Regions from separate parts of the Homo sapiens genome. Here regions 2, 3, 4, 5 and 6 are each linked to region 1. A link is a contact called in ENCODE Hi-C or POLR2A ChIA-PET data. All regions are on one chromosome and are shown on one strand. The core of a region is the stretch at or near the end of the contact, and the rest is flanking DNA. Distances in the headings are between cores, read along the strand shown. Region 1 holds the start of HNRNPUL1 (heterogeneous nuclear ribonucleoprotein U like 1). Region 2 holds the start of CIC (capicua transcriptional repressor). Region 3 has its middle 47 kb from the start of MAP3K10. Region 4 holds the start of SAMD4B (sterile alpha motif domain containing 4B). Region 5 holds the start of PSMC4 (proteasome 26S subunit, ATPase 4). Region 6 holds the start of DYRK1B (dual specificity tyrosine phosphorylation regulated kinase 1B).

What was found. Hi-C counts contacts between places; a loop is a spot of excess contacts on that map. ChIA-PET counts read pairs that join two places held with the same protein, here RNA polymerase II (POLR2A). Pooled maps may share reads with other maps.
Region 2: a map of CD8-positive, alpha-beta T cell shows a loop between it and region 1 (15-fold over the local background). The contact joins the promoter of CIC here to the promoter of HNRNPUL1 in region 1. A Hi-C loop is called at or near these places in 2 of 168 maps with a recorded cell type or tissue (CD8-positive, alpha-beta T cell and naive thymus-derived CD4-positive, alpha-beta T cell) and 9 of 50 pooled maps. POLR2A ChIA-PET finds 5 or more read pairs at or near these places in 2 of 52 experiments (B cell and Caco-2).
Region 3: a pooled map shows a loop between it and region 1 (6-fold over the local background). The contact joins the enhancer-like site here to the promoter of HNRNPUL1 in region 1. A Hi-C loop is called at or near these places in 3 of 50 pooled maps. POLR2A ChIA-PET finds 5 or more read pairs at or near these places in 2 of 52 experiments (AG04450 and activated naive CD8-positive, alpha-beta T cell).
Region 4: a loop to region 1 is called in a map of B cell, with 12 times the contacts of the local background. The contact joins the promoter of SAMD4B here to the promoter of HNRNPUL1 in region 1. A Hi-C loop is called at or near these places in 2 of 168 maps with a recorded cell type or tissue (B cell and naive thymus-derived CD4-positive, alpha-beta T cell), 1 of 37 single-sample maps with no recorded cell type and 8 of 50 pooled maps. POLR2A ChIA-PET finds 5 or more read pairs at or near these places in 1 of 52 experiments (naive thymus-derived CD4-positive, alpha-beta T cell).
Region 5: a loop to region 1 is called in a pooled map, with 14 times the contacts of the local background. The contact joins the promoter of PSMC4 here to the promoter of HNRNPUL1 in region 1. A Hi-C loop is called at or near these places in 9 of 50 pooled maps. POLR2A ChIA-PET finds 5 or more read pairs at or near these places in 4 of 52 experiments (CD4-positive, alpha-beta memory T cell, K562, activated B cell and 1 more).
Region 6: a map of naive thymus-derived CD4-positive, alpha-beta T cell shows a loop between it and region 1 (11-fold over the local background). The contact joins the promoter of DYRK1B here to the promoter of HNRNPUL1 in region 1. A Hi-C loop is called at or near these places in 2 of 168 maps with a recorded cell type or tissue (ascending aorta and naive thymus-derived CD4-positive, alpha-beta T cell), 1 of 37 single-sample maps with no recorded cell type and 12 of 50 pooled maps.

Annotation. Positions count from the first base shown.
Region 1 is chr19:41,262,177-41,267,112 of GRCh38, forward strand. HNRNPUL1 (heterogeneous nuclear ribonucleoprotein U like 1) reads left to right here and starts at 2,196. Exons shown (of 15, transcript NM_007040.6): 1 at 2,196-2,622. The coding sequence starts at 2,328. RefSeq lists enhancers at 102-151, 182-271, 628-1,167, 1,168-1,707, 1,708-2,246 and silencers at 2,252-2,491, 2,582-2,651, 2,672-2,721.
Region 2 is chr19:42,265,806-42,270,661 of GRCh38, forward strand. It overlaps CIC (capicua transcriptional repressor), which reads left to right and starts at 3,447. Exons shown (of 21, transcript NM_001386298.1): 1 at 3,447-3,576. RefSeq lists an enhancer at 2,437-2,946.
Region 3 is chr19:40,141,531-40,146,481 of GRCh38, forward strand. No RefSeq gene overlaps it. Among named protein-coding and RNA genes, the nearest start is that of MAP3K10, 47 kb to the right of the region's middle. RefSeq lists enhancers at 2,973-3,122, 3,743-3,792. Within about 2 kb of position 2,266, at least 7 of the 41 ENCODE cell types and tissues checked have a DNase peak (open chromatin) inside an H3K27ac peak, as active enhancers do.
Region 4 is chr19:39,340,879-39,345,843 of GRCh38, forward strand. It overlaps SAMD4B (sterile alpha motif domain containing 4B), which reads left to right and starts at 1,543. Exons shown (of 14, transcript NM_001384574.2): 1 at 1,543-1,698. RefSeq lists a silencer at 1,232-1,661.
Region 5 is chr19:39,969,802-39,974,672 of GRCh38, forward strand. It overlaps PSMC4 (proteasome 26S subunit, ATPase 4), which reads left to right and starts at 1,364. Exons shown (of 11, transcript NM_006503.4): 1 at 1,364-1,437; 2 at 2,345-2,443; 3 at 2,568-2,754; 4 at 4,493-4,639; 5 at 4,723-4,832. The coding sequence starts at 1,402. LOC124904720 (a long non-coding RNA gene) reads right to left here and starts at 1,170. Exons shown (of 3, transcript XR_007067260.1): 1 at 1,079-1,170; 2 at 553-635. RefSeq lists enhancers at 684-733, 1,234-1,623, 1,648-2,327.
Region 6 is chr19:39,832,521-39,837,609 of GRCh38, forward strand. DYRK1B (dual specificity tyrosine phosphorylation regulated kinase 1B) reads right to left here and starts at 1,642. Exons shown (of 11, transcript NM_004714.3): 1 at 1,503-1,642. FBL (fibrillarin) reads right to left here. Exons shown (of 9, transcript NM_001436.4): 7 at 4,036-4,148; 8 at 2,148-2,293; 9 at 1,938-2,042. The coding sequence ends at 2,018. RefSeq lists silencers at 815-1,084, 1,345-1,454.

The sequences.
Region 1 (4,936 bases), core at 946-3,445:
AATAGGAAGAGACACAGACCTAGAGTCAAGTGACACAAATACTCAAGAGACATGTAGAGTACAACAGGTACTCACAACCCCGAACGTTCAGACTGACATAGAAACACAGGCACAGAACACCTCCGATCATCACGGACCCACAAAGGGCCTCCAGCGAAGACCAGCCCACCGTGTCTGGCACGCACTCGCGAGCGGGCGTTCGCGGGTGTGGCCGGCAGCAAATGGAGAAACCCTTGGCAGCGCCCGGACGCCCTCCAGTGGCGGCTCCTGAGAACCGGGGACAGTTCAATCCGGGCCACAAACTTTTTTAGAACAAATCATTGTGGGAAGCTGGGAGGAGAGAGAGAGAGAGGAAGTCGGACGTGGGCGAGGGGCGGGGTGTCTGGACTGGAACCTCTGGGCCCACGTGAGTGTCTGTCCCGCTGCTGAGTGGGTGCTGTGTGTTTGGGTTGCTGTAGTGTTCGCTTGTAGTGCAACTATCCTGTGTTATCTTTATTATTCGATGCCGCCTGCCTCTGCGGACCGTAGTGGGCACATCTACACTGCAGCGGGGTGCCTTACCCAAAGCAGATCGGAATTGGGGCCGGGCGCGGTGGCTCACGCCTGTAATCCCAGCACTTTGGGAGGCCGAGGCGGGCGGATCACTTGAGGTCAGGAGTTCGAGACCAGCCTGGCCAACATGGTGAAACCCCGTCTCTACTAAAAATACAAAAATTAGTCGGGCATGGTGGCGGGGACCTGTAATCCCAGCTACTCGGAAGGCTGAGGCAGGAGAATCGCTTGAACACGGGAGGCGGAGGTTGCGGTGAGCTGAGATAGAGGCCCTGCACTCCAGCCAGGGTAACAAGAGCGAGACTCCGTCTCAAAAAAAAAAAAAAAAAAAAAAGAACAACAAAAAAAAGAACTGGATGCGTCTGATCTGACGCACGCCTGTTTGTTTACGACTGCGGGGTGTGCCTTTGTCTGAGTAGAGATAGTGTGTGGCTTTTGCGGGCTTAACGTGTGGCTCAGGAGGCAGTGGGAGTCTGCATCATGTATCCCGATTGCGTCTTACTCGAGTTTTGTTTTGAGTTAGAGGCGACAGGTGGTGCAGCGTTAGACACTGGGAAGCTCTGTGGCTTTTGTATTCCTGAGCGCGAAGGTTAATGACGGATCCGTGGGGTTGAGCTTGTCGGTACAGACGCCAGACAGCCCGATTTACGGGAACAGCCGATTAGAGGATTCGGGAGAGCGGTCGGTGAACTTCTGGATGTCTTTCGGGAGGGGAAGGCTCTATGGTCGCGTGCAGAGCGCCCGTTCCACGTCAGGTACCCGACCATAGAGCAAGGCGGCCGCGGACTACCCAAGGGAAGGGGAGGCCGTGTCCTTTACAACTTGCCTCCCGTTGTTAGTCTAGTTTCTATAGCCAAACCTTCGGGACTCTCTCAACTCAAAATTTTGCTTTTCCTAAAGGCAACTGGGTTCCTTCCAGATTACGAACTGTGTATCCACTTAATCTCTATTTCGTATACCTCCTCCTACAGCGAAATTTGTGAGGCAGTCCTCTGAAGCACGGCCAATCTGGTGAACTTTTCCTAAAATGAGCCATCGCTACCAGCTTTAGTGAGCTAAGACAATAACTGCGATTGGTGGGCAGATTGTTTTGAAACCGCCCTAACGGCAAGGGGCGGGCTCCTGGTGAATTCATCTCTTTCCGGTTTCTTAAAGGCAACAGGAAGGAGGGGTTTCTGCCGACCCTCCATTTGATTGGTTCTAGTGGTTTTACCCGCTCGGACTCCTCAAGGGGCGGGAGATGTACACCAATCGGAATGTGTGTTACAGAGACACTTAGTTTGATGAAAGGACTGCGCAGGAAAGGCCGTGGGACACTCATTCTGAGATCTTACCGTTGATTGGACCAAATTGTTACTCCCTTATTTTCATTGGACCTTACGGCAGCCGGCGCGCGAGAGTTACCCAATCAGCAAGCGCTCCGCCTCCTGCCTTTTCCCGCCCTCCGCTCCGGCCTCGGCTTCGACGTAGGCCAACGCTTCCTCCCCAGTAGCTCCTAGGCCTTCTCGTGGCCGTTGTTTTGAAAACGGCGCTCTGATTGGCTAGGTTTCCGGGCCCGCGCCCGTTGCCCCACGCACTGACCAATTGGCACTCATGTAACATCGGACGAGGCACGAGTGAGGGGGGAGGCGGTGGCGGCGGCCATTTTGAGCCGCTGCCGCCATTGGAGTGGGCCCCCCCCCTTTCCCCCTTCGCCTCCTGACAGGAAAGGTTTAAGGGGGACAGAGCCCTGGGAGGCCGGGCCGGGCTCGGGGGCCACCCCGGGGGCCCGGGCCATGGATGTGCGCCGTCTGAAGGTGAACGAACTTCGCGAGGAGCTGCAGCGCCGCGGCCTGGACACTCGAGGCCTCAAGGCCGAGCTTGCTGAGCGGCTGCAGGCGGCGTTGGAGGCCGAGGAGCCTGACGACGAGCGGGAGCTCGACGCCGACGACGAACCGGGGCGACCCGGGCACATCAACGAGGAGGTCGAGACCGAGGGGGGCTCCGAGCTGGAGGGGACCGCGCAGCCACCGCCGCCCGGGCTGCAGCCGCACGCGGAGCCCGGCGGCTACTCGGGGCCGGACGGACATTGTGAGAGTGCGCGGGGCGGGGGCCGGGGAGCCCGGAGCCTGGGCCGAGGAAAGGGCTGTGGGACGCGGGAGTCCAGCGCCTGAGGTCGGGGAGACGACCTGAGGATCGGGGGATCCCGCTACCCGCCGCCGAAAAGGATCTGGGGACCAGGGCCCCAGCACGACCGGAGGGTGGATCCTGACACTCAGTGCAGGGGGGACACTGGGGGAGGGGCCTCTGGGTTTCGGAGGTGAGGGACGGGGGTGGCGGGGAGGATTCCGTACCGTAGGGATCGGAGACCGGAAACTGCTTTCTGGAGCCGAAGAGAGTCGGAAGAACAAGAGGTTTTCCGTTTGGGTTGGGGAGGGTCTCGAAAATGGGGATCCTAGGGTACGGAGCTCCGTGGGCTTGGCGGTCGTGCTAGCCCAGCGTGTGGGCTGGGGGGTGGGGAGCCGTGTTTCCAGGGTGGGGAAGGAATGTCCAGGTGTGCGGGGCTGCGAGAGTTCTGAGGAAGGAGGATCCTGGAATATGCCGCTGGATGCGATCCTGGGCGTTCTCCTATTTGGGTACGGGGGTGGGTGGGAGAGGTGGAGGCGCTGGTGTCTGTGGCTGGGGAGGGTCCTAATGGACTCAGTGCTTTGGAGTTTGGCTAGTGAGCATTTAGGGGCTGCGGGAGATTGAACTAGGGGGCACCCCCATCTCTCTTCCGGGGCTGGAAGGCCACCCTTGAAGCAGGCACAGCCTGGACATTAGGTGCTGGGAGATCTGGGGACTTTCTGGTTGGCTTCTAGAAGAGGTATAGGGAGCCCTGGTGTCCAGAGGCTGGCGGGGGAGAGGATGCTTTCCTGGACAAAGGATCTGGGGGTCTAGAGCTAAGAAAACTGAGGGCAAATAACTCTTGAGGCTGCTGCTGACTGGTCTGGAGCTAACTGTGGGGTTTTTGGAGAACAGAGGGTAGCTGGGGGTGGGATGGGGGCAGATGAGTTGGTAACATTCCAAGTGGATGAAATATGTGGCGGGAGACAGAGGATCCTGTGTCCAGCACAGGAGTACGTATCTGGCTTAGCGAATATGGGGAGGGGGGAGGCCGTAGGGAGCAAAGAGAAAGAAACCTGTTGACTTCACTGGAGGCCTCAGAGTGGAGTGTGGGGAATGTTTCTGGACCTGAGCGTCTCCAGGAGAAATCTCGACGGTTCCCAGAAGCAGTTATTTGTGTACCCAGGGAGTGGGGGCCCTCGGGGAGCAGCACGGAACTCTTCATCAGCCAGGAGCTGTGACTCTGGGAATGGGTTCGGGTAGACCTGCGGTTGTCTGAGGAGAGGAAAACCTGATATGGGACGGCGTGAATCTTCAGTTAGAAAAAAAGCAGCTTTCGGGCCGAGTGCAGTGGCTCACGCCTGTTATTCCAGCACTTTGGGAGGCCGAGGCGGGCGGATCACGAGGTCAGGAGTTCAAGACCAGTCTGGCCAGCATAGTGAAACCCTGTCTCTACTAAAAATACAAATATTAACCGGATCTGGTGGTGTGCGCCTGTAGTCCCAGCTACTCGGGAGGCTGAGGCAGGAGAATCGCTTGAACTTGGGAGGGGGAGGTTGCAGTCAGCCGAGATTACGCCATTGCACTCCAGCCTGGGCAACAAAAGTGAAACTCCGTCTCAAAAAAGAAAAAAGCAGCTTTCTTTCTCTTTTTTTTAAATACAGATGGGGGGTCTCGCTATGTTGCCCAGGGTGGTCTTGAACTCCTGGGTTCAGGTGATCTCACCTCGGCCTCCTGAAGTGCTGGGATTACAGGCGTGAATCACTGCACCAGGCCTCAGGGCAGCTTTCTAGTAGGACTGGGAAATGGGGGGACTGGAAAGGTTAAGGAGTAAGTAGAAGGGATTCTGGCGTAAGAGTTTGTGGAGTTTTTCTGAAAAGAGGGCACCCTGGGACTTGGGGCTAAGGGGATAAGGAGAGAAATGAGGTAACAGAAGAGACAGGATTTGGGGTTGGAATTGGATACTTGTTCATAAGAGAATTTCCCGGAGGGAGGAGTGTGGATTTGGGGTAGGCAGTGGCCTAGAGATTATCGAGGACCCAGGTGCTGGAAAGAGGACTTCCCATTGCAGAGACTTGTGAAGAAAGGAGTGGGCCTGTGTGTGTGTCTAGAGCAGGAGGGATCGTGGCAGGAATGCCTAGCAAGAAAGGGTAGTGGGTTAGTAGTGACCTGGTGGTCTGGGCAGAGAGTCATCTCTGAGAGGAAAGCGAATTAGGTGCTTTGGAGCGTAGACTCTAGACTAAGACAGACTTCGTTTCAAATCTGGCTTAAAGATATTGGCAAGTCACTTCACCTCTGT
Region 2 (4,856 bases), core at 2,197-4,696, 1.0 Mb after region 1:
ACTGTGGAACACAAAACCCTACCCTGATCAATAAAAATCTCCCCCAAACATAATGTAAGCTCCCATGGGCAATGTGAACCTCTGTCCCTTATGAGCCTCCCCACAGACATTGTAATCTCTTTCATATCGATGACAAAGTTAACACAGACAGGGCACATCTCCATGCATGGAGAACTCTCTGTGGCTGCTGTGAACCCCTTTTGTGATAGCATGAAGCACTCCCCATGGGGCTACCTACAAAGGCAGTGTGCACTCTCTTGAGTGTAAATTTCCCCCAGATTCAGCATCTACCCAATGTGCACAATATAAACTGCTTTGTCAAACCTCCCTCAACTCCGGGTCCACCCAATATGGAAGGATGAATTGTCTTTTAGGATTACATTAACGGCTAGATGCAGCGGCTTATGCTTATGATCCCAGCACTTTGAGAGGCCAAGATGGAAGGATGGCTTGAGGCTAGAAATTGGAGACCAGCCTGGACAACATAGTGAGACTCCATCTCTACAAAAAAAAAAAAAAAATTAGCAGGGCATGGTGGTGCATGCCTGTGGTCCCAGCTACTCAGGAGGCTGAGGCAGGAAGATTGCTTGAGCCCAGGCACTCAAGGTTGCAGTGAGCTATGATGCTGCTACTGCACTCCAGCCTGGGCGACAGAGTGAGACCCTGTCTGAAAAAAATAATAATAAAATAAAAATAAATAAAATTAGGCCGGGAGCAGTGGCTCATGCCTGTAATCCCAGCACTTTGAGAGGCCGAGGTGGGCAGGTCATGAGGTCAGGAGTTCGAGACCAGCCTGACCAAAATGGTGAATCCCCGTGTCTACTAAAAATACAAAAATTAACCAGGCATGGTGGCATGCGCCTGTAATCCCAGCTACTTAGGAAGCTAAGGCAGGAGAATCGCTTGAACCCAGGAGGCACAGGTTGCAGTGAGCCGAGATCGCGCCACTGCACTCCAGCCTGGGTGACAGAGCAAGACTCCGTCTCAAAAAAAAACAAATTTAATTAAAAATAAATAAATAGGCCGGGTGCAGTGGCTCACACCTGTAATCCCAGCACTCTGGGAGGCCGAGGCGTGCAGATCACGAGGTCAGGGGATCGAGACCATCCTGGCTAACACAGTGAAACCTCGTCTCTACTAAAAATACAAAAAATTAGCCGGGCGCAGTGGCGGGCGCCTGTAGTCCCAGCTACTCGGGAGCCTGAGGCGTGAACCCGGGAGGCGGAGTGTGCAGTGAGCCGAGATCATGCCACTGCATTCCGGCCTGGGCAACAGAGCGAGACTCCATCTCAAATAAATAAATAAATAAATAAATACAATTATATTGCAGTAGTACTAGTAGTATGATAGTTTAAGATTATATAAATAATGTAACAGGGCCGGGCGCAGTGGCTCACGCCTGTAATCCCAGTACTTTGGGAGGCCGAAGTGGGTGGATCATGAGGTCAGGAGTTCAAGACCATCCTGACCAACATGGTGAAACCCCGTGTGTACTAAAAATACAAAAATTAGCCGGGTGTGGTGGTGTGTGCCTGTAATCCCAGCTACTCAGGAGGCTTAGACAGGAGAAACACTTGAACCCAGGAGGCGGAGGTTGCAGTGAGCCGAGGTTGCGACATTGCACTCCAGTCTGGGCGACAGAGCAAGACTCTGTTTCGGGGAAAAAAATAATAATAATAATAACAACAGTGTAGGTTATAAGATTCCTTCCGAGTGTGAACTCCTCGTGGACAGTGAATTTCCCCCAATCTCAACACAAATAATTTGTGAACAGTGGGACTTTCTCATAGATGTGAATATCCTTCATATTCCATGAACCCCATTGGACAACTAATATTTCTTCTATGCTATGAACTAGCTCTATGCCCTAGCACATTCTTTCACACGTAGTTTGAGTGTTTCATGGACAGTATGACTTGCAATAGACTGGATGCAGTTTCCTCACAAGTGGTGTGAATTCCAGTGTGGAATCTGAACCTGTCACAGGCAAAAGAAAGCCTCCCTGCGGCCAGCGTACCCATATTGCTTCCCATTAGCCTCGGACCAGGGCGAATACAAAGTGGAGGGCATAGATGCATTGCAGACAGGTTCACCATCTGGTTGTAAACCCGTATCTGGGCAGCAGGCATCTACTACAAACAGGGCATCTCCCTGTCCTCCTCCACTCCAGTGTGATACCCTCCTACCCCTGGGATCTTTAAAAATCTGCCTCTGTCAGGGGCGTACACCCACAAAGTGTAGCTCTCCACGTAATGCAGTGCGAAGCCCCAAGAAGCGCTGCATTTCGTCATCTCGGCCCCCTGCCCCAATGCCTAGTGGGCTGTCAAACTGCGCTGTCCTAAATGTCAAACTCTTGGAGGAGGTGACCTGTCCCCCGGGCCCCAGGCCGCGCGCGTTGCCTATACTGCAGCGCGCGACACCCCACAAGCGCGCGTTCTCTCCCCTCCCGGTGGCAACAGGGCTTTCCGCGGGGCCGCGCCAGACTTTTCGAGACCGTCAATTGGTCGTAGTCCCGGCCACCCGGCAGCCAATCAACAAGGGGAAAGGTGACATCACTGGTTCTCCTCCCCTCCCCCAATCCAAACTTCCCTACTCCGTCTACCGGCAGCAACAACCACGTGGGGGAGGGGTAAGAGAGTAGAACCGGTGAGGTCATTGCACCGCCCCGGCCGCTGCTGATTGGCTGCGGGGCTCGCGGGTGGCGGTTGGCTGCTCCTTGCACCTCCCCCTCGTGCCGCTACCGCTGCCACTGAGAGGAGCCACCGGCGACGCCAGAGCCAGGAATACGGGTGAGTCGGGGCCCTGGGTCTAAGATACTCCTGGCGTCCAGTGAGACTCACGACGAACTGCCCTTTTCGACTTTTTCTCCTCGCCGGGTTTCTTTGGTGCTCCAAGCACTCTGTCACATGGGAGTTGTAGTCTGCCTTGTACTGTCGGCTATGGGCCGAAGACGTGAGAAGACTACGGTTCCCAGCAGGAACTGCGACTAGCCGGTCAACAAACGTTCGGGCCACGCCTTCTACCTCCGTTCATTGGACAACCCGTCCCTTAGCCCCTCCTCCTTTCATTTCATTGGCTACTGTCCCTCACAGAGGCTGGGTTCCGGCCTAGGCTGCATGGCGACTGGGTACTGTATTTGTCATTTGGAACTAAGACGGCCTGCAATTGGACACGACTGGTGTCCTTCACTTGTTGTAGGGTAGGGCCCTAGGCAGATCAGGCAGTCGTAGGCTCAGGTTGGTGTCGGTCCCGGAGGGAGGCCGGTCTTGGACTTTGGCCCCGCCCCCTAGCGCTGCCCGATGGGCCCAATTGGTCGCCGCGAGCGTCGCTCGTCGTCGAGAGGCGGAGCCGACCAGTCTGCGGATATCTATTGGTCTAGGCTGGCGCCGGTCAGTGGGGTTGTGATCGCTGATTGGCTGGCTGCTCCAGCTGTTGCAGGTCCATTCACCATTTTGTGTGTTGGAGTAAAAAAAAAAGGGAGAATCGAGAGGGAGAGCCGGAGGGGGGGCGGGGAGGGACCGGACCGGACCGAGCCGGGGCCACGGCCCCCCGCCCCGAAACCCCGCCGAGCCCAAGGTGAGGGGCGGGGCCAGGGCTGACACAGGAAAGGGGGGTCCGGGGGGCTGGGGGCCGAGAGGGGACAGGTGGCAGGGACGGGGAGGGGGTACAGGGGGAAAGGGGTGGGCGGAATGGTGGGAAGGGAGGAGGGAGTGGAGGAAGTGGTGGGGGTTTGACAGAAAAAGGGTAACTGGGGGAGGGGGTGGTGGGCAAAGAAGGGTAACAGGAATGGAGGGGTGACAGGACTAGATCAGGGTGACAGGGAGAGGGAGGGGACAGAGTTGGAGAGTGTGACAAGGAGAGGTGATGGGGAGAGAAGGTGACAGGTCCGGAGATGGCTGACAGGACAGTGACTGGGAGGAATAGGTGACAGAGATAAATGGGGGTGACAAGGAGGGGGTGACAGGAGGGGGCCTAGGGCATTTTAACCGAGAGGTAGAGATAGAGGTAGTGACAGGATGAGAGAGAGAGTGTCAGAGAAGCTGGTGCCAGGAGGGCTAATGGGAACAGAGGGTATGAGACCCCAAAGAGCCAGGGCCTGGGCTGGCCTGGGCTCCGGGAGTTACTACTCAGATCTGAGGAAGGTGAGGGCCCCCGGGGCTTGGGTGGGAGTTATTCAGACAGGGTGGACAGGAAGAGAGTAGGCCCTAGGGGAAAGAAAGCAGCTCTGGGGCGAAGAGAGGCTGGGCCAGGCAGCAAGGTCTAGGGGTCCAGGCGGCATAGTTGTAGGCCCTGGGTGGGGTATGCAAAGGTTTGTGCTTGGAAAAAACTGGAGCCAGATCTCAGTCCCCAACATGGTAGTCTAGTGGGTCAGCGGGTATTAGGTGGTGATGGCTGCCCAACTTCTGGGCATTTGGGTGCCAGCCCCGGGACGCCCTCCAGGCTCTGCCTGTGAGGACCCCAGGATTGGCCCAAGAAAGGGCAGGCCTGGGACTCCAGGGTCCACAGGAGGAGCAGGCCCCTAGTGAGAGAGCATGAGGTCAAGGGTCCCCCAGTAGCTGGAAGACTGAGTCGGGGTTGCCTCTCATTGTGTTTGGCTTATGGTTCTGGGTCCCCCAACCCTCCTAGAGGCCTCTGTTTTGGCCTCTCAGGTTCTCTTAGTCACTTCAGAGTAAAGTTTTTTCCCCTTTTCTTTTCTCAGGGCAGCTCGAAAGGGGGCGGGCAGTAATGACTGTTCAGGAAGTGGGTGAGGTTGGCCTGTTGGGCTTGTCCTGCTTTCTTTGACCTTATCCCACCTATCCCCACTTGGAGTTGGAGGGCATATTTGGGGGCCTGCGGGGGGCTAGCCGACTCAGCCA
Region 3 (4,951 bases), core at 1,016-3,515, 1.1 Mb before region 1:
AAATAAAAAATAAAATATCACACCTGTAATCCCAGAATTTTGAGAGGCTGAGGCAAGCAGATCACCTGAGGTCAGGAGTTCAAGACCAGCCTGGCCAACATGGCATGGTGCATGCCATGTTGCAGCCAGGCAACATGGTGCAGCCAGGCATGGTGGCATGCACCTGTAATCCCAGCTACTCAGGAGGCTGAGGCAGGAGAATCGCTTGAGCCTGGGAGACGAAGGTGGCAATGAGCCAGCCGAGATTGTGCCACTCCACTCCAGCCTGACTGGCAAAGCAAGAGCCTGTCTCAAAAAATAAAAAATAAACTAAAGCTCAGCCTCACTCATAATAAAAGAAACACAATTAAAACTGCCCTGAGATCCTATTTCTCACCTAACAGATTAGCAAAAATCCAAATGTTGGACAGCCCTCTTGTTGGCAACGCTGTGGGGAAACAGGGACTCTTCCATTTTACTGATGGAATATAAAAAGATAAAACCTCCATGGAGGAGAATTTGGCAATATCTAGTGAATTTGCCCTTTGACTCAGCAATCCTACTTCTAGGAATTAGGTCCAAAGACACAGACAGAAATAGGAAACTTCATATGAACGTGCCTCTTCACTGGAGCCCTACGCATGATAGCAAAAAACTGGAAACTATTGCAATAGCCATGAAGAGGGTGCTGCTTAATTCAACTATGCTATATCCACAAATACAGAGCACTGTACAGCTGTGAAAATAAGATATATTAAGATTACATATATATGTGATGTGTGTGTATGTACAAGTGTGTACACACGTGTTTTTTTGTTTTGTTTTTTTGACTATTTGTTTGTTTTGTTTTGTTTTGAGACAGTCTTGCTCTGCCGCCCAGGCTGGAGTGCAATGGCACGATCTCAGCTCACTGTAACTTGCACCTCCCAGGATACAAGCCATTCTCCTGCCTCAACCTCCCTAGTAGCTGGGACTACAGGCACGTACCATGACGCCCTGCTAATTTTTGTATTTTTAGTAAAGATGGGGTTTTGTCATTTTTACCAGGCTGGTCTTGAACTCCTGACCTCAAGTGATCCGCCCACCTCAGCCTCCCAAAGGTCCTGGGATTACAGGCGTGAGCCACCACACCCGGCCCATGTGTACACACATATATAGTCACCTCCAAGATGTAGTTAAGTGAAAAAACCAAGGTGCAAATTGGTATGAACAGGATGTACCTTTTGCTCAATAGAGAGGAAAATGAATACATATGTTCATTGGTTTATATTTTCCAAGTAAATGGAATGTCAAAACAATTTTTGCGATTGGGACTCAATCACCCACAAAACAATGGTTTTGGTTTTTTGTTTTCTTGAGACAGGGTCTTGTTCTGTCACCCAGGATGGAGTGCAGTGGTATGATCACAGCTCACTGCAGCCTCCACTTCCTGGGCTCAAGCGATCCTCCCACCTCAACCTCCAGAGTAGCTGGGACTGCAGACGTGTGTGACCACGCCCAGCTAATTTTTTACTTTTTATAGAGATGGGGTCTCATTATGTTGCCCAGGCTAAAACAATGTCTTAAAGTAATTTAAGATATATTAATTTGACATAAATCCCTAATGGGGTATATCCTCCTGGAAAAAAAAGCACCATAAGAAAATCTTAAACTATATTTAGTCATCATATTACTAGTGATAGTATTGATATTTTAAAATTTTATATATGCACATATATATTCAGATATGCATATATATTCACATACTTCAAAACGTATGCTGATGTCACTACAATTCAAAATTCTCTTTTTTTCTTTGAGAATTCAACATTCTCTGAATAAGAAAAAAGAGGCATAATAATAACATTTTAGAAGTTGTAAAGGGCAAAACTAAACTATGGACACACATTTGGATAACTAATTACTATAAAGAAACACAGAGATGATTGCTATAAAAGTCAGGCTGGCCAGGCACGGTGGCTCACGCCTGTAATCCCAGCACTTTGGGAGGTCCAGGCGGGCGGATCACCTGAGGTCAGGAATTCAAGATCAGCCTGGTCAACATGGCGAAACCCCATCTCTACTAAAAATACAAAAAAATTACCTGAGTGTGGTGGTGCACATCTGTAATCTCGCTACTGGTGAGGCTGAGGCATGAGAATCACTTGAACCTGGGAAGTGGAGGTAGCAGTGAGCCGAGCTCATGCCACCTCACTCCAGCCTGGATGACAGAGTGAGACTCTATCTTAAAAAAAAAAAAAAAAAAAAGTCAGGCTGAGGGTTAATTTTGGTAGAGAGAAGGGAGGGGCTGGGCCTGGGCGCCTGGGCTAGGGCACGTGGAGAGGCTTATGAACAGCTGGCAAATTCTATTTCTTGACTTACATGTGGTTACAAGTGGCTTGCCTTAAAATAACACAATTTGTGTGTTTCGCTGAATTTCAGGAACTCCTATTTTAAGAACTTCCTGGGGTTTTTTTTTTTTTTTTAACAAAGAAATGTAGTACTTTGTTTTTTAAAAGGAAGATTTTTATTATATGAATCAATACCTAATAAATTAGAAGCAAAGCCTCTTGCAGAGAAAAAGATCCACCAATAAGGAGATCTGCGTTTCTTCAGGGGAAAAAAAAAATCATCTCCATCACAGAATTGAAAACAAAGGAATAATCGTACAGATTTGGGAAGCTGGGGACTTTGCCTTTGTTTTCCTTATTTTAAATTAGGAATGCTGGCTGATGAAATCAGAGCACCCTGTGAAAAGAACTGTACCAGACATCTTGATCAGCACCATTTTGGGCCTCTGCAATGTCAAATAAATTTGAATATATTTTTGCTTTTACAACGTTATGCTAGCTGTGAAACCACTTGAAATGCAGCATTTCCTGACAATGACAAAGCTCCTCCACGGGAAACTCTCTTTCTTTCTAATGTGTTAAGAAATAGACTTACATCAAAAAGAAAAGCATTCTCTATGAAACACAAACGCTTTGGAAGTGTCTAAAGGTGCCACAAAGGTTGCAATTCTCTCTCCACTTGCAAGAATTTTTTTTTTTTTTTCCCGAGATGGAGTCTTGCTCTGTCACCCAGGCTAGAGTGCAGTGGCTTGATCTCGGCTCACTACAACCTCCACCTCCCAGGTTCAAGCAATTATCCAGCCTCATCCTCCCAAGTAGATGGGATTACAGGCACATGCCACCATGCCCGGCTAATTTTTATTTTTAGTAGAGACGGGGTTTCACCATGTTTGCCAGGCTGGTCTCAAACTCCTGACCTAGTTGATCCACCCACCTCAGCCTCCCAAAGTGCTGGGATTACAGGCGTGAGCCACCAAGCCTGGCCTTTTTTTTTTTTTTTTTTTTTTTTTTTAAAGACAGGGTCTCACTCTGTTGGCCAGGCTGAAGTGCAGTGGTGTGATCTCGGCTCACTGCAACCTTGAACTCCTGGGCTCAAGTGATCCTCCTGCCTTGGCCTCCCAAGGTGCTGGGATTACAGGTACCAGGTGAGCCTTCACACCCGGCTCACTTACAAGATTATAGTGAGATCAAACGTGGAGAACTTCTGATCCAGATTCAAATGGTCTAGATTTATATTCTGGCTCCCTCACTTACTAGCTGCGTGACCTTAATCAAATCACTTAACCTCTCTGATTCTGTGACCACACACATAAAACTGAGATATGACAATGCCTACCTCCTAGAGGTTGTCATGAGAATAAACTGTTTTAACAGAAGTAAGACACTTAGGACAGGGCAAAGCTATCTTGAGCCTTACTAGGCCAAGGGACCAGAGAAGCTCAGATCCAAGCACTCCATACTGAGTGGCCATGCTGCAAAACTCCCACAAACCCCAAATCAACACAGATTGGCTGGGCAAGGTGGCTCGCACCTATAATCCCAGCACTTTGGGAGGCTGAGGTGGGTGGATCACTTGAGCCCAGGGATTTGAGACGAAAGAAAGAATGAGAGAGAGAGAGAGAAAGAGAGGAAGGAAGGAAGGAAGGAAGGAAGGAAGGAAGGAAGGAAGGAAGGAAGGAAGTTAGGAAGTTTATTCTCTTACTGTTCTGGAGGTCAGAAGCCAACAATCAGCTTCCCTGGGCAAGCAAACAAGAAAGAGAAAAGAAAGGAAATAACACAGATTTATTCTCTTACAGTTCTGGAGGTCAGAAGCCAGCAATCAGCTTCCCTGGGCTAAAGTCAAGTGGTTGGCAGGGCTGATTCTTTCTGGAGGCACTGAGGGAAGACCTTATGTCCTTGTCTTTTTAGCCACCCGTATCCCCTGGCTCGTGGCCCCCTCCTCCTTCTCCAAAAGTGGCCCTCGGCTGGGTGAGGTGGCTCATGCCTGTAATTCCAGCACTTAGGAAGACCAAGGCGGGTGGATCACCTGAGGTCAGGAGTTCAAGACCAGCCTAGCCAACATGACAAAACCCCATCTCCACTAAAAATATAAAAATTAGCCAGACGTAATGGTGAGCACCTGCAATCCCAGCTACTCAGGAGGTTGAGGCAGGAGAATTGCTTGAACCCAGGAGGCGGAGGTTGCAAAGAGCTGAGATCACACCACTGCACTTCGTCTCAAAAAACAAACAAACAAACAAACCCGCATCCCTCTAATGTTTGCTTCCATTGTCACATCGACATCCCTCTGACCAACTTCTCCTGTGTCCCTCTTGTAAGGATCTTTGTGATTCTATTCAGGACCCACCCAGGTAACCCAGGATCATTTCCCCAACTGAACAAACTTAATCACATCTGAGAGTCCATTTTGCCATATAAGGGAACGTTCACAGGTTCTAGGGATTAGGATGTATAAACCTTCTTAATTATTATTAATACTTAGCCAAGCCTTGTGGGGCAAGAGAAACTTTTTCTTTTCTTTTGTTTTTTGGTTTTGTTTTGTTGTTGTTGTTGTTGTTGTTTGTTGTTGTTGTTGTTTGAGATGAAGTCTCCCCCTGTCACCCAGGCTGGAGCTCAGTGGCACAATCTCAGCTCACTGCAAC
Region 4 (4,965 bases), core at 293-2,792, 1.9 Mb before region 1:
ATGGCCCCACCCTGGTGAAACAGCCTTTCCTCAAAGCGTCTATAATGCCACACTCTCCTGGTTTTCCTCTCTCTGGCTGCCTTTTGCAATATTCATCGACAGCGTCAATTCCTTTGCTCAAATCCTGCCTCTCTGTTTCAGGGTTCTGTTCAGTCCCTGTCTCCAGTGACCCTTCATACCCTCCCCGGGCTAGACCCCTAACTCCCACAGCCTCAATTACCATCTTTGACGATCCTTAAATCTTGGTCTCCAGCCTCAATTTCTCCCTTAAGCTCCAGACCCAGGGTTTGTGCACCTCCTGGACCTCGCTACTAGGCATCCACATTGGGCTTAGTATCTTCCCAACCTGCTTCTGGCGCCCAGTCTCCCGGCTAGAGGGGCCTGGTCCTAAACTTTTCTCCCCCTTCCACTCCATAGCCAGCCAGTGTCAGGGCCCGTTCGCTCTGCCTCCAGGGCGTCCCTCCCACCTGCACCTCCTTCCCTCCCCACAGTCCCTCCCTCGTGCAAACCCCCTCTTTCTTCCCCACCCCCTCCCCCAGCTGCCTCCCTGGACTCCCGATCCCGTTTCATTCCCTCCAATCCGCCCTCCATGTATAAGCCAGAGAGACATCTCTCCAAAACCCCAGACTCACCATGATCCTCCCCGGCTTGAAGCCCTTCACGGCTCCCTAGTGCCCTCGGGACAAGTCCAAACTCCCTCAAGTGGCCAAACAACTGGCCTCTGCTCGTTCCTCACCCCTCCCTGTCTTCAACTCGACCCTCCATCCCGACTGCCTCTCTAAGTGCCTGTAACAAGCCAGATCTCTGTCACCGAGAGCCTTCTGAACACAGGTCCCTCTGATTAGTTCACCCGGACCCAATACAGTTTGTGGAACGCACAGATCACAACCAAAGTCACAGCAACAACTCCCGTTTATTGACAGCCTCCTTGATCCTTAGCGCTTTCTGTGCATTCTCTTCCCACCCTAAAGGCTAGATCTCGCCTCGCCATTCCCATCGGAGAGAGCAAGCGGCAAGGCTGAGAACAGCGCGATGAGAAAGCCGAGCGCCCAGAAGCCCGAGTGCAGACGCCCACTGAGGACAGCCTTGGGTGAGGCGGGCCACCCAAGGGGCGGGGAAGAGGAGGCCTGGAACGCCTGAATCAGGAACTGTGACTTCGCTCGGGGCAGCTGGGGTGGACGCGCGCGAGCCTGCCCCCTGCGGGCCTGGAGGCCCAACCTCAGACTCCGCCGGGCCCGTTGCCCTGGGCAACGCCCCGCGCGCCCCGCCCCTTCCCCGCCCCCCAGCCCCAAACCCCAGGCCTGGCCGACTGCCCGTCACCCCCACGTCCGACCAATCCCGCCGAGGAGGGGGCGGGCCTCTTGGGCCCCGTTCCACCACCGTCGCTCCCCCCTCGCCGCGACCCCGCCTTACTCGGCTCACACCTCCCGCCCTTCGGGCTGCCCTCGCCGCCCGTTGGCTGGCGCGCCGTTCGTCACCCGGGCGTGAGCTAATGCCGGCGCGCGGCGGCCCCCGTCGGGGCGGGGCCAGGGGCGGTGACGCACGGCGCGGTGACGCAGCGCGACGGCGGCGGCGGCGGCGGCGGCGGTGGTCGGTGCGGGAGGAGGGAGGGGAGCTTGCGGGCCCGAGAGGGGGCGACGGCGGCGGCGGTGGCCTGAGGAGGCCCGAGCGGCGGCGGTGGCGGCGAAGGCCGAGGCGGTGAGTCTCGGGCCGGGCCGGCGCGGGGCGGCGGCGAGTCGGGGCGCGCGGGGCTCCCCTCAGGGCGACCCAGGCCGCGCGGGCGGCCCCGCCCCCTCAGGGACCCCGAACCGCGGGCGGCGGCGGCGGGCGGGTGCGGAACGCGGGCCTCGGGGGGCCGGGCCCCACGGGAGAAGCCCCGCGCCCGTCCCCAGTCTCCCTCCTGGGCCCTGGCCGAAGCTTCCCTCCGAAATCTTTCTCATGCCCTCGGGATTGCCGAGGGGCCGGGCCGGGGGCCTCTCCTCAGGACCCCCCGCACATCCCCCTCGGAGAGCCCCGGAAAGCCTGCCGATCCCCCGTGTGCGCCCTGAAAGGTCCCCGCAAAACCCACCCCTCCCGTGGAGTCGCCTCCTCGAGCCCTTCATGGGTCCCAGCAGCTTTCCTCGCAGACCCCCGCCCTTTGGCCCCGAAGCCCCCGTCCTCCTCCTGTCTCCAGAAATAGTCCTCGGAGGCCACTCCTCGTCCATTCCACAGCGTGGCTCTCATAGCTGCTCCAGGAGCCTCCCTCACGAGCCCTGCACACCTCCCCAAGGCTCCCTCCGGACCCCTGTCCATTCCAGAACTCTCCCCCGGAGCCCTGCCTCTCACAGCCCAACAGGCTCACCCGACTTCCCCCTCCCGGATCCTAAGAATTTTCCCTCCCACTTACCCCATTCCAGAAACCTCCTTGGAGATTTTCCGCTCATACCCCCTGCATTTCTGATTCCCCCTCCCAGAAGTCCTTCAGAATGCCCCCGACGGACCGTGATCATCTTCCCTGAAGATCTCCTTCCCATATCCCCAAAATAAATCTTCCTCACAGACTTTGTGAAATGCCCCCAGATCCCAAAAACTCACCTAGAAGACTCCATCCCCCTCCCCACCGTATTGCAACCATCTCTCATACACACTCCCCCTTCACGTATCCCTCTGGACCTTTCCACAGATCCCAAAAGTCTCCCCCAGAGGCCTCCTGTCTCCCCCTGGTCTCACCACCCTAAAATGCCCTAGAGATCACCCTCATGTAGCCCAGTGATCTTCACCGGGATCCCCTTCCCCACCCCCACTCATTCTAAAAATCTCCAGCAATTGCCTGAAATCTCCAGAGGACTCTCAGCATCATATTCCAAAAGCTTCTTCCAAAATCCCTTTTACATACTCCACATCTTTTCCAGTCCCCCACATCACACGCTCCAAAAATTGTTTAAGGATCCTGAAAACTTTCCTCATGGTTTTTCTCTCAGATCCCGTAGAACTCCCCTTCACTAACACCTCAGAATCCCCCCTTGCAGACCGGTTTTAGAGGAATTTTCTGAAGATCCTCCTCACAACCCCTGTAAGACCGTAAGATTCTCTTGGTGACCCCTCTGATATGCAGGTTTTCAGGACCCCCCCCCCCCACACACACACACAGCTTAGAGACCCCAGCGACCCCCTGGAGCCCTCCTGACGTATGTTCTTGAAATCCCTCCAAGACCTTCCTGACACCACCAGAACCCCTTGAATCAATACTTCTGCCTTACTAAGGGACTTTTCTAGAGATATCCCTCCCTGAACTTGCTCACACAGGTCCCCTAAATCCTCTAGAATCCCTTGAAGAAGACCCTCACACACACCTAATTTTCCCCCAAAATAACCCGAGCTCTTGCTCTGAGAAAGTCCTATAATTCTTTCTGAAAAACCCTCTCCTCTGACACTCTCTCAGAAGACCCCGCCTTCCCCATATACTCTTTTGGAGACTTTACTCAGCTTTCTCCTCAACTGAGATCTCTGAAGAGTTTTTCCTAAAAACATCCCTCTGTCATCCCACTCCAGGACCAGTCTCAGAAGACCACACCTTCCTCAGACACTTTTTAGAGAATTTTCTCCCAAATTGCCCTCCATCAGCCACCCACTCCCAGCGCTTCCTGAGACTTCCTCAGAACTTTCCCTCAGATTCCACTTCTGACATCCCCAAGAAACATTATTTAGGACCCTATCAGATTTACCCACTAACTTTAGAATTGCTATTTACACCCTCTCATTTCCCCATTCTCTTTCCTCTGAAGTCAACTCAGAGACCTTTCTCAGGGGGCCCCCTTTTCCCATTATCCCTTCAGAGGTCCCCAACATTCTCCAGACTCGTTGCCCAAGAGCCTCTATGTTTCCTTGTAAAGATTCTTGAGAGACACCTTTCCCCGCCCCCTTGAAATCCCAGTGCTCCGAGATCTTTCTTTCAGACCATTTTTCTTAGGTGCCATGCTCATAGACCCCTCTTCCCTTCAGAGATCAAGAGACCCTTAACACCCTCCTTAGAGACTTAGGATTCTCCCCATTTCCCTTTCAGAAGCCTTCTTCCTTCTCCCCTTTGAGGACCTCCTCACCAAATAATCCCTTCCCCTATAGCAGTGGTTCTCAGTGTGGTTCCTGGCCCAGCAGCAGCCACATTTGTTAGAAATACACATTCTTGAATCCCACTCAGATCTACTGAAACTGAAAACCTGGGAGCAGGGCCCAGCAATCAAGAGTTTTTAACAAACCCTCCTGGTCATTTTGATGCACACGCAAGTTTGAGAACCTGTGCCCTTTAGGAGGATTTCCTTTTCCTCACTAAAAGCCCCCTGAAAGATGCCTCAGGGTATGCCTCTGTGCCCTACTGCCCACTGCTGCTTTCCTGTTTCCTAGGAATCCCCTTTATGAAGTACCCATCCTCCAGAAAGATTTCTTACCTACCTTGAAAGGATCTTGGCTTCTCCACAAGGTTACTCCATCCTCTGAGCAGTTATTTCCGATTCTACTTTTGAATGGTTTCTTTTCAGATCTTCCTCAGTGCTTTCTCTTTCTGGCTACCCCTCCAGCCCACTACCAGCCTTTGGTGCTTCTTTAAATTGCTGCTTCTTTGAACACACATATCCATCTCTTCTTGTCCATCTGTTTCTTCACATAGGCACCCTCCCCTTGAGGCACCCTCAGGAGGTCTTTTCATTCTGTGTCTTACTGCCAAGACCCCTCCACCTCCATTGTACCTCTTAGAACACCACTCACCTTCAACCTTGTAGATTTTAATGTACTTGTCCACTCACCCTCACTGGACTAGGAACTCTGAAAGTACGGGATGTGTCTTGTTCTTCTCTGAATCCCACAAGGTGGGATCTACTCTTTGTAAGTTATTGGAAATCACTGGAGAATAAGCAGCTCTTCCTTCTGCATTTGGCCAGAAATCTCCAAGTTCCTCAGATCTCACTCCTCATTCAGGTTTAGTACACCTTC
Region 5 (4,871 bases), core at 114-2,613, 1.3 Mb before region 1:
TGAGGCCAGCAGTTGGAGACTCTAGTGAGCTATGATCGTGCCACTGCACTCCAGCCTGGGCGACAGAGACTCTAGCTCTTAAAAAAAAAAGAAAAAAACAGATGAATGATAACCTTTAGAAGGGATCGGGAGGCCGGATGTGGTGGCTCACGCCTATAATCCCAGCACTTTGGGAGGCCAAGGCAGGCAGATCACTTGAGGTCAGGAGTTTGTGACCGGCCTGGCCAACATGGTGAAACCCTGTCTCTACTAAAAATACAAATATTAGCCTGGGCAACAGAGTGAGACTCCGTCTCGGGGCGGGGAGTGGAGGGGGGAGAAGAAGGGATGGGGGAAAGGGGAGCACATGAGGCTTCTACTGTTTGGTTTTGCGATCTGGATTCAGGTTGTATGGGCATGTTCACTTTGTGTAATTTTGTCGAGCTGTAATGATTTGTGCTCTTCTCTTTATTTAACTTCAATAAAAGGTTTACTTAACAAAAATTGTAGCTGGTGTGAAGGGTAGCAGTGTTTCCCTGGGGCCAAGAGTACAGGCTTTGGGGACAGACAGACCTGGGTCCCAATCTATGCTTTGTCCCTTCGGCACATTGTTGACTGTGGCTGGTGGCTTCGTGGCTCTGAGCTTGTCTCCTTCTCTATAAATGAGGAAACATAATACTTGCGACGATGATGCCTGTAAAGCTTAAGCGCAGGACCTGGCATAGATCTGTAAGGCGGAAACCTGGGATACAGAACTAAGGTCTATGGATCTCCTGTGCTACCCAACTTCTGGGCACTCGCTGCCTCCTTTTCCCCAGCCCAGACGCGTGGGTTCTACTCGATTGGTTGCTCACTGCGGGCTCGGGGCTCCTCAATCCCGGGGTAAAGCCCAGTATGAAATGTCACCTTCAGGGGCAGCTCGGATCTTCCCACGCCCGCGCGGCGCACAATCTTTGGATCAGCGCCACGTGGAGACCTTACCCGCCCGTACGATCAATCCCTTCTGTGGAACCCAGCTCAAGGACCCTCCAGCCCAGACACTAGAAAGCGAAGAGCAGTTGGCCGCCAGACTGTCCGTGCCAGAGCTCTGCGAACTTACTCCGTTGAAAGAGCAACGGGGCTGCGCCACCTCCCGGAGAGAACCCCCAGCCCTCCACGGCAGGGCGAGATGGCGCCACCGCGTGATACTGCGCACGCCCACAGCTCCCGTCCCGCCCTCGCGCCTGCGGGTACGGACAGCGCATGAGCTTATGTTGAGGGCGGAGCCCAGACCAGCCCTTCGTCCTATCCTGCCCTTCCAGCACCTCTCAGCCGTAACTTAAACTACACTTCCCAGAAGCCTCCTCAGCCAGGGACTTCCGTTGTCGTCAGCGGAAGCGGTGACAGATCATCCCAGGCCACACAGAGGCCGGCTTGGTCACTATGGAGGAGATAGGCATCTTGGTGGAGAAGGCTCAGGTACAGTGGGGACTTGGGCTTTTTAGTCCGGGCCGGGCTCGCGGGGAGAGGGTGAAGCCAGACCTGAGTGGGGGGAGGAATGGCTTCCAGGACCCCGGCCCAGGTTGGGGTTATTTTAGAGGCCTCGGTGGAGAGCTTTGTGCCATTCGAAGGCCTGTCTGGGTGGCCGAGTGATGGTAGGAGGTAAGGCTCAGAAAGCGGGGCTGGGGGAGTGAGTGACGTTAGTGGGTCTTTGAGACGGATTGATTTCGAACCCTGGCCGGTAGTGCTTAGTGAGGTCGGTGGCCCGGCGTTGGGATTGGGTCAGGCGGTGAGTGATATATGGGATCCCGCCGTGCGGCCGAGTGATCCCCGGGTCTGGGCTGCGGGGCTGACTGATGTTCAGGGCTTTGCTGATGGGGGTAATGGGGCGGGTAGTTAAGTATTATCTGTGGCTTGCCTGAGTGATATTTAGGTCTAAGGTGAGTTAGGAGACTGTGACATAAGGGATCTTTGAGGGGAAACTGGGGAATGTTGGGACTCGTTGAAGGCGCAGTCACTTTAACAGCCTATCTAGGAGAGCCATGTGACATTAGGAACCTCTTGAAGGGGATTGGGTGGCATTTGGGTCTGATAAGGAGTTGATGTGACGTTTAGATCCTAGTTGGGGGTTGTGTGACACTGGGGACATGTTATGAGTGGTATATGATAACATAAGATCTGTTTGAGGGGCAAGTTGACATAAAGAGCTTGTTTAGGTGGCCAAAAGGTTTCCAGGATCTATTTAGAGGGTCTTAAGATATCAGGGGTCTGTTAGGGGCTAAGTGACATCAGGGTGAAGTGGGGAGGGGAACAAACATTAGTGAAGTTGGGAAGCTTTCATGAGAGGACTGTCTTCTTCCAATGTGAGTTATCCCCTTTCGTCTAGGATGAGATCCCAGCACTGTCCGTGTCCCGGCCCCAGACCGGCCTGTCCTTCCTGGGCCCTGAGCCTGAGGACCTGGAGGACCTGTACAGCCGCTACAAGGTACATTCGACCCCCAACCCAGACCTTGCACAGGACCTGACATCTCATACTCTTCCCCACTTTCCACCACTCTCTGGATCAGCAAGTCTGGAGCCATCCCCTTCTGTCCCCTCTCTGCTCGCAGAAGCTGCAGCAAGAGCTGGAGTTCCTGGAGGTGCAGGAGGAATACATCAAAGATGAGCAAAAGAACCTGAAAAAGGAATTTCTCCATGCCCAGGAGGAGGTGAAGCGAATCCAAAGCATCCCGCTGGTCATCGGACAATTTCTGGAGGCTGTGGATCAGAATACAGCCATCGTGGGCTCTACCACAGGTGTGCTAAGGACACCTCATTCATTCATCTGTCCACTTAACAACTATTTCCTACCATGTGCTAGGCAGCAGCAAACAAGGCAGGGCAGTGCAGTGCAATGTTCTTCAGAGTATTTTGACTGATCGAAAGGTAGAAATACATACATATATATATATATACACATATATATATGTATATCTATGTTTTTTTTGTTTGTTTGTTTTTTGTTTTGAGACAGAGTTTTGCTCTTGTCCAGGCTGGAGTGCAATGGCATGATCTCGGCTCACTGCAACCTCCACCTCCCAGGTTCACACGATTCTCCTGTCTCAGCCTCCCAAGTAGCTGGGATTACAGGCATGGACCACCAAGTCTGGCTAATTTTTGTATTATTAGTAGAGACAGGGTTTCACCATGTTGGCCAGTCTGGTCTTGAACTCCTGACCTCAGGCGATCCACCCGCCTCACCCTCCGAAAGTGTTGGGATTACAGGCCTGAGCCCCACTGCACCTGGCCAGAAATGTATTTTACATTGTGATTATCTGTATCTGTCTCTTACTTTTTAGATAGATGTGTAAAACATAAGTTTCACCATGAAATATTTAGCCTTACTAGGTGTGGTATATGCTGATGTTTTCTATCCTATTCTAGTCTGTTTTGCTTTAAACACAGTTCTGGTCATGACCTTCCAAATTGATTTCACAACTACTACTGGTTTGGGGCCTGCAGTTTGAAACGATGAGTAGGAGTGTTAAGAGATTGGGCTCTGAGGCCAGGCATGGTGCCTCACACGTATAATCCCAGTACTTTGGGAGACTCAGGTGGGCAGATCACTTGAGGCCAGAAGTTTGAGACCAGGCTGGGCAACATGGCAAAACCCCGTCTCTACTGAAAATATAAAAATTAGCTGGGTGTGGTGGCACACACTTGCCATCCCAGCTACGCAGGTGGTTGAGGCACAGGATCTGTTGAACCCAGGAGGTGGAGGTTGCAGTGAGCCGAGATCGTGACACTGTACTACAGCCTGGGTGACAGAGCAACACTCTGTCTAAAAAAAAAAAAAAAAAAAAAAATACTGGGCCCTGATAGGGACTCAGAGTCCTTATCAGAGTATATTGTAGCTGCTGCTGTTTATATAGGTCTAGGCCTTGCCCTCTTGATAGTCATTGTCACTGGCATCTTATCTGTTTTTTCTTGTTTCTGGGCTCTGCTCCTCTGGACCAAGCCATGTTCTTGTAAAGGTTTTGGAGAAAGGTGTGCGATTGTGCCTGGAATTGGACTGGTGGGCTATGAGGAAGTGAGGAGAGGGTGGTATCCAGGATGAGGCCTTTCTCTTTGACCTGTGGGAGTTGGGATAGTGTGGCTTTCCCTGAGATGGCACCATGGGTAGAGGAGTAGGTTTGTGGGAAGACAGGGAGGGCAGTCCAGAGCACATGGGAGGTGTCCAGGAGGCTGCTGGTCAGCCAGGTCTGACAATCAGGAGAGAGACTGAGCCTGGAAACAGAAGTGTGCCTCACTAGTATGAGATGCAGGGGGAGGCCTGCTGGACAGCCAGGGCTGGATGTCAAGAGAGAATCAGGGCGGTAGACAAGGAGTTCGTGTGAATACTGGGGACGGACAGCAGGAGGGAAGGCTGGAGGCCGAGAGGGGACCCCTCAGGGTCTGAACCAGAGATGTTGGGGTGTGGAGATTAGGAGGGAGGAAGGGGGAAGGGGCAGTTTCCAGGCTGACACTTCTCGTTTTCCTCTCTCCCTTCTCGCAGGCTCCAACTATTATGTGCGCATCCTGAGCACCATCGATCGGGAGCTGCTCAAGCCCAACGCCTCAGTGGCCCTCCACAAGCACAGCAATGCACTGGTGGACGTGCTGCCCCCCGAAGCCGACAGCAGCATCATGATGCTCACCTCAGGTAAAGGGGGAGCCTGCAGCTGGGAGGGCCCCATGGGGACCTTGAGGACCTGGCCAGGAGCCCCAGCTCTGCTCTCCCACCAGACCAGAAGCCAGATGTGATGTACGCGGACATCGGAGGCATGGACATCCAGAAGCAGGAGGTGCGGGAGGCCGTGGAGCTCCCGCTCACGCATTTCGAGCTCTACAAGCAGGTGAGGCGGTGCAGGTGGCAGGGAAGGGAGAGGCCCCAT
Region 6 (5,089 bases), core at 392-2,891, 1.4 Mb before region 1:
ACATGAGTCTTCCCCTCCCAAACCACAGCAGAGTCCTCTGCAGCCCTAAAACCACATCAGCGTCCTTGGGGACCTCCCAACCACACCAAAGTTATCTGAGAACCTCTATAGAACAGAGTCCTATCTCTACAGCATTCTCATCCACCAGGGCACGATTTTCCTAGGGGACCCTCTCCATATCATGCCAAGACCGCTTCCCTATTTCAGGTCCTCCATATTAGGAACCAGCCTTCCAGGTAGTCTCCCTGTACCATATCCCAATTCCCCCTACCACAACAGGGTTCTTCCCCATATTACTCCAATATCCCATCCCAATCAAGGCCCACTCCTCCTGATGGGAGAAGGAGGAGGTGTCTCTTCCCACAGTTTAGAGTGATCATCCTTTTCTCCCCTACACTGCTTCCTTGCCCCCCTACACACACACACACACCCTAATATTCCTACCACAGACCTTTCTCCAGGCACCCCTCTTTATACCAGGGTCATTCCACAACTGTGTCCACTCCTAGAGGGCCTCAAAGTCAAATCCCCAAGTTATCACATAGGGTTCTCTCCTCCCAGAGTTGTCAGCTACAGCAAAAATCTTCTCCCCATGGGCCACTCTCTCCCCCATGTCAAATCCCTTTCTCCTATTCCATGCCTTGCCACTCCACGACTCCTCCACCCTTGGAGCTTCCCCCAAAAAACCACCTCTTCTCCGGGGCCCTCCCACACCAGGATCATCTCTCCCAGCCCCCACCCCCTACCCGGGTCAGGGCTGGCGCGGGGCCCACGGGGGGCTGGGGCGCGGTGGGGCCCCCAGTGGGGTGGGCGAGCGGCCAGCATGGCGGCGGTGGCGGCGCTGAAAAGGCGACCGCCTGTCTCTGGCCCGGCCGGCCCCGCGGCGGGGAGGGCAAGCGGGACAGGAGGCCCGGTGGGTGACAACAGCAGCCGCCACTGCCACCGGGGGCGGGGAGAGGAGGGGACAAGGGTCAGCCCAGGGCACGCGGGGGAAGAGTAGAGCAGGTGGACGGGGGAGGGGCGACACGCCCCACCCTGAGTGACCACCAGCCCCTAGGGACCCGGCGTCCCGCCCCCCACCCAGGAGGCCCTCCTGGGCCTGCTGAGACCGGAAGGCGGGGCCCGACTGAGCTTGGCAATCGGCACCTGCCATGGCAACAACTGTACCATTGGTCGCTGGTGCCAAGAGCTCAGCCAATCACAGCCTAGGGCAGCTGTTGCTAGGCGACGAAGAAGCGGCCCGCGGAGCTGAGCCCAAACAAAGGGCGGGAGTGGGGCCCGGCTACCCCCTCCCAGCCTCCCTCCTGCAACTGCTTCCTCGGGCTTGGCCGGTTCCAGGAATTCAACTATGAATAGCCAGGCAGGGCCCGCACCTGCCTGCCACCCCCCTCCTCTCCTCCCTTGGCCTCGTGCTAAGTCTCACGGCGACGGGAGCAGGGCGGATCCCGTCCTGCCCACCTCCCTGCGACCGCTTGCCGCCCCACCCGTCCCCGCGCCGTTACCTGAAGGAGCGGGCAAGGGGACTCAAACTGCTCGGGGAGCCCGAGCTCAGACCTGCCCACTGGCTGAGGGTATCCGGCGGACGCGGCAAGCCAGGGCCCCGATTACCCAGTAATGCAACCAGCAAAATGGCGACCACAACAAACCGGCCCCCCCACGCCCTGGACTCCGCCCCCATCCCTCCCTCTCCGCTCCCCTCACGTGACCCACACTGACACTCCGCCTGCGCGAGATGGCCGCTTACCTGCACGCATGCGCAGCGAGCTACCAATCCCACCCAAGAACCGAAATCCAGGCTGCCGCTGCGCAAAGGCAGCTAGAAACGGAGCATGCGCTCTGTGACCGAGTGAGAATTTACCCAACCCCGCAAAATTGACCAAGGGTGCGTGCTCCCTGTGTCAGCAGGTCAAGGGGAGGAATGAGCAGCAGACATGGGAGACGGATGAGTCTTTTAATAGAAAAACACACGTGCAACAGTATCAACACACATCTCTCGCAATCCTGACAGCGCTGAACTTCAGTTCTTCACCTTGGGGGGTGGCCTGTGAGAGGAAGATAGGTGATGAAGGAGGGTCCCCAGGATCATGGCACTCGGGGTGCAAGGGACAGAGATGTCTGTCTTGGTGTATTGCTGGGCCCCTGCTCACCTGTACACTCCCACGACCACGGCATGGTCTCTTTCATATGGCTCAAGGGTCAACTGCTCCTGCGGCTTCATGTTCTCCTGTTGCATCTTTTTCACTTCGGAGGCAAACACGGCCTCGGCTGAGGCTGTGGAGTCAATGCAGTTGGCCTAAAGAGGAGAAAGGACTAATGTCTACAACAGGGCTTTGGGCTGTTTTTCTCTTGTGTGCTCTTTAAACCAGATGTTTTCATTATTAATTCAAGTAAAACTCAGTGCTATGGTTCTAGTGTGTCCCCCAAAGTTCATGTGTTGGAAACGTAACCCTTAAATGCAAGAGTTGAGAGGTGGGACCTTCGAGAGATGATTCAGGTCATGAGGCCTCTGCCTTCCTGAATAGAGTAATGCTATTATCACAAGAGTGGGTTGCTGATTAAAAGGATGATTATGCCCCCTTTCTATCTTGCTCTCACCCTTCTGCCAATGGATGACAGCAAGAAGGCCCTCGCCAGATTCAGACCTCCAATCTTGGACTTTCCAGCCTTTGGAACTGGGAGCCAAATAAATTTCCATTCATTATAAATTACCCAGTCTAAGGCTGGGCGTGGTGGCTCACGCCTGTAATCCCAGCACTTTGGGAGGCCGAGGTGGCTCAATCACGAAATCAGGAGATTGAGACCATCCTGGCCAACACGGTGAAACCCTATCTCTACTAAAAATACAAAAATTAGTCGGGTGTGGTGGCGCACACCTGTAGTCCCACCTACTCGGGAAGCTGACGCAGGAGAATCGCTTGAACCCAGGAACTGGAGGTTGCAGTGAGCCGAGATCGTACCACTGCACTCCAACCTGGTGACAGAGTAAGACTCCATCTCAAAAAAATAAAAATAAAAATAAAAATAAATAAATTACCCAGTCTATAGCATTCTGTGATAGCTGCATAAAATGGGCTAAGACACTCGGGTTTAGGAAATGTGATAAAAGGCTTAATGAAAGTTTTTGGCTGGGTGCAGTGGCTCGTGCCTGTAATCCTAGCACTTTGGGAGCCTGAGACAGGCAGATTGCCTGAGCTCAGGAGCTCCAGAGCAGCCTGAGCAACATGGCAAAACCCCGTCTCCACTAAAAATATAAAAGTTAGCCAGGTGTGGTGGCACACGCCTGTAGTCCCAGCTACTTAGGAGGCTGAGGCAGAAGAATTGCTTGAACCTGGGAGGCAGAGGTTGCAGTGAGCTGAGATTGCACCACTTCACGCCAGCCTTGGTGACAGAGCGAGACTCTGTCTCAAATTAAAAAAAAAAAAAGTTTTTAGTTTTGTTTTGGATTTGAAGCAGGAAGCCTTAAACAGTCCTATTTATCTAAAAGCCAGTGCTTAAATTTTATACCCAGGAATTGTTTGGCTTATTTCTACTTCCTCTTCTTTAATAATAGTAATAATGCAGTTGAGAATAATAAAACAAATGTAGCAAAAGGCTAACAAATGGTGAACCTTGTGAAGGGTGCATGGGAGAGTTCTCCATTATTTCCAAATAAAAATGCTGTGAAAGATGCACCTAGCTTTTATCTAGTATCTATTCTATGCCAGGATCTTTTCTAAACACTTCATATTATATTGACTAATTTGATCCTGTCATCTACCCTGAAAAAGACTAGACAATATTTCTATTTCATAAGTGAGGAAACTGAGGCATATAGGTTAAGTAACTTGCTCAGTCACACAGCAGGCTGGGATTAAACTCAGATGGTCAGACTCAATTTTGCACTTGACCGCTGCACTCTCCTGCCTCTTTAAATCCAAAGCTATAGTTTTGCAGACTTGGCCCCTCTGTTTTGGGTGGCTATTTGACAGATACAGATAGAGAAGATACCTCCCTAGAACACTGCCACCCCATCTTAGACTCTTCCAAACCCCGCACCTTAATGGAAATCACAAAGTGTCCTCCATTACGCAGGAAGGTGTGGGCATTCAGGGCCACAATCCGGGTCTGGTCTGGCTGGGCCACATCAGCAAAGATCACATCCACCATTGCTAAGGAGAAAGGAGCAGCAGTTAAAAGTTGGAGTCACAGGGATCACCCCAGATCCTCCCATGGGGCCTATGCCCATCACCAGCAGGTTCCTGGGAGATTCTCCCTGCCTCCAGTTTCACTCCCCACCTCCACTGGTCCCCCTCCCTCCAGTGTCCCAAGATGAGTCCAAAACCCACAGTCACATCATTCATCCACTCTTCTTGTAAACCATGGTTGCCACCTACTCTGTGGCCAGCCCTGGGCCGGGCGTGGGGGACATAGAGACGAGTCAGACCCGGACCCTGCCCTCGAGACGCTCCCAGGTCTGGTGGGGAGACAGACACGTCATCAAAAAGACAAGTAAGAGTGAGTGAGCACTTATAGGCAAGAGTGTCCGCAGGACTGTGAAATGAAAACAAGTTGCAGAACAAAGGGGATGGTATGAGTGCATGGGAAAAATAAAACACAGAAAGAAAAAGGAGCAGAATGAAAAATAATGTTTTTAAGCCAGTGTGACTTTTCAAAAAATGAAAAGGTGGTATAATGAAAACTGATTATTTAAAACCTGGGAAAAGCAGACATCAAATTGTTCTCATCAGTTACTTCTGGCGGTGGTTTATAAGGCTTTTCAACTTTTATATTATATCTTTGAATGTTTTTTTAAACAAAGTAATTAATATTCACAGTGGGCCCCTCCAGATCAAGCCATGCTTAGTTTTCTGGGATATGCTCTCACCAGACAATGATTAGGACCCCCAAAAGGAGGCTTTTTATGGAGGGGTAGTGTAATAAATACAAGAGGCAGGAAGTACAGGAGACCTAGGAGATGGGGAGGAGACTGAAGGAGAAGAGGTTGGCCCTCCAAGGGTGGCTTCCAAGACTCTGAAGCCAAGCTGCCACCTCCACAACCTCACCTAGCTCCCCTTACCCCTTTCTATTCCTGCAGACTCAAGAGGTCTGC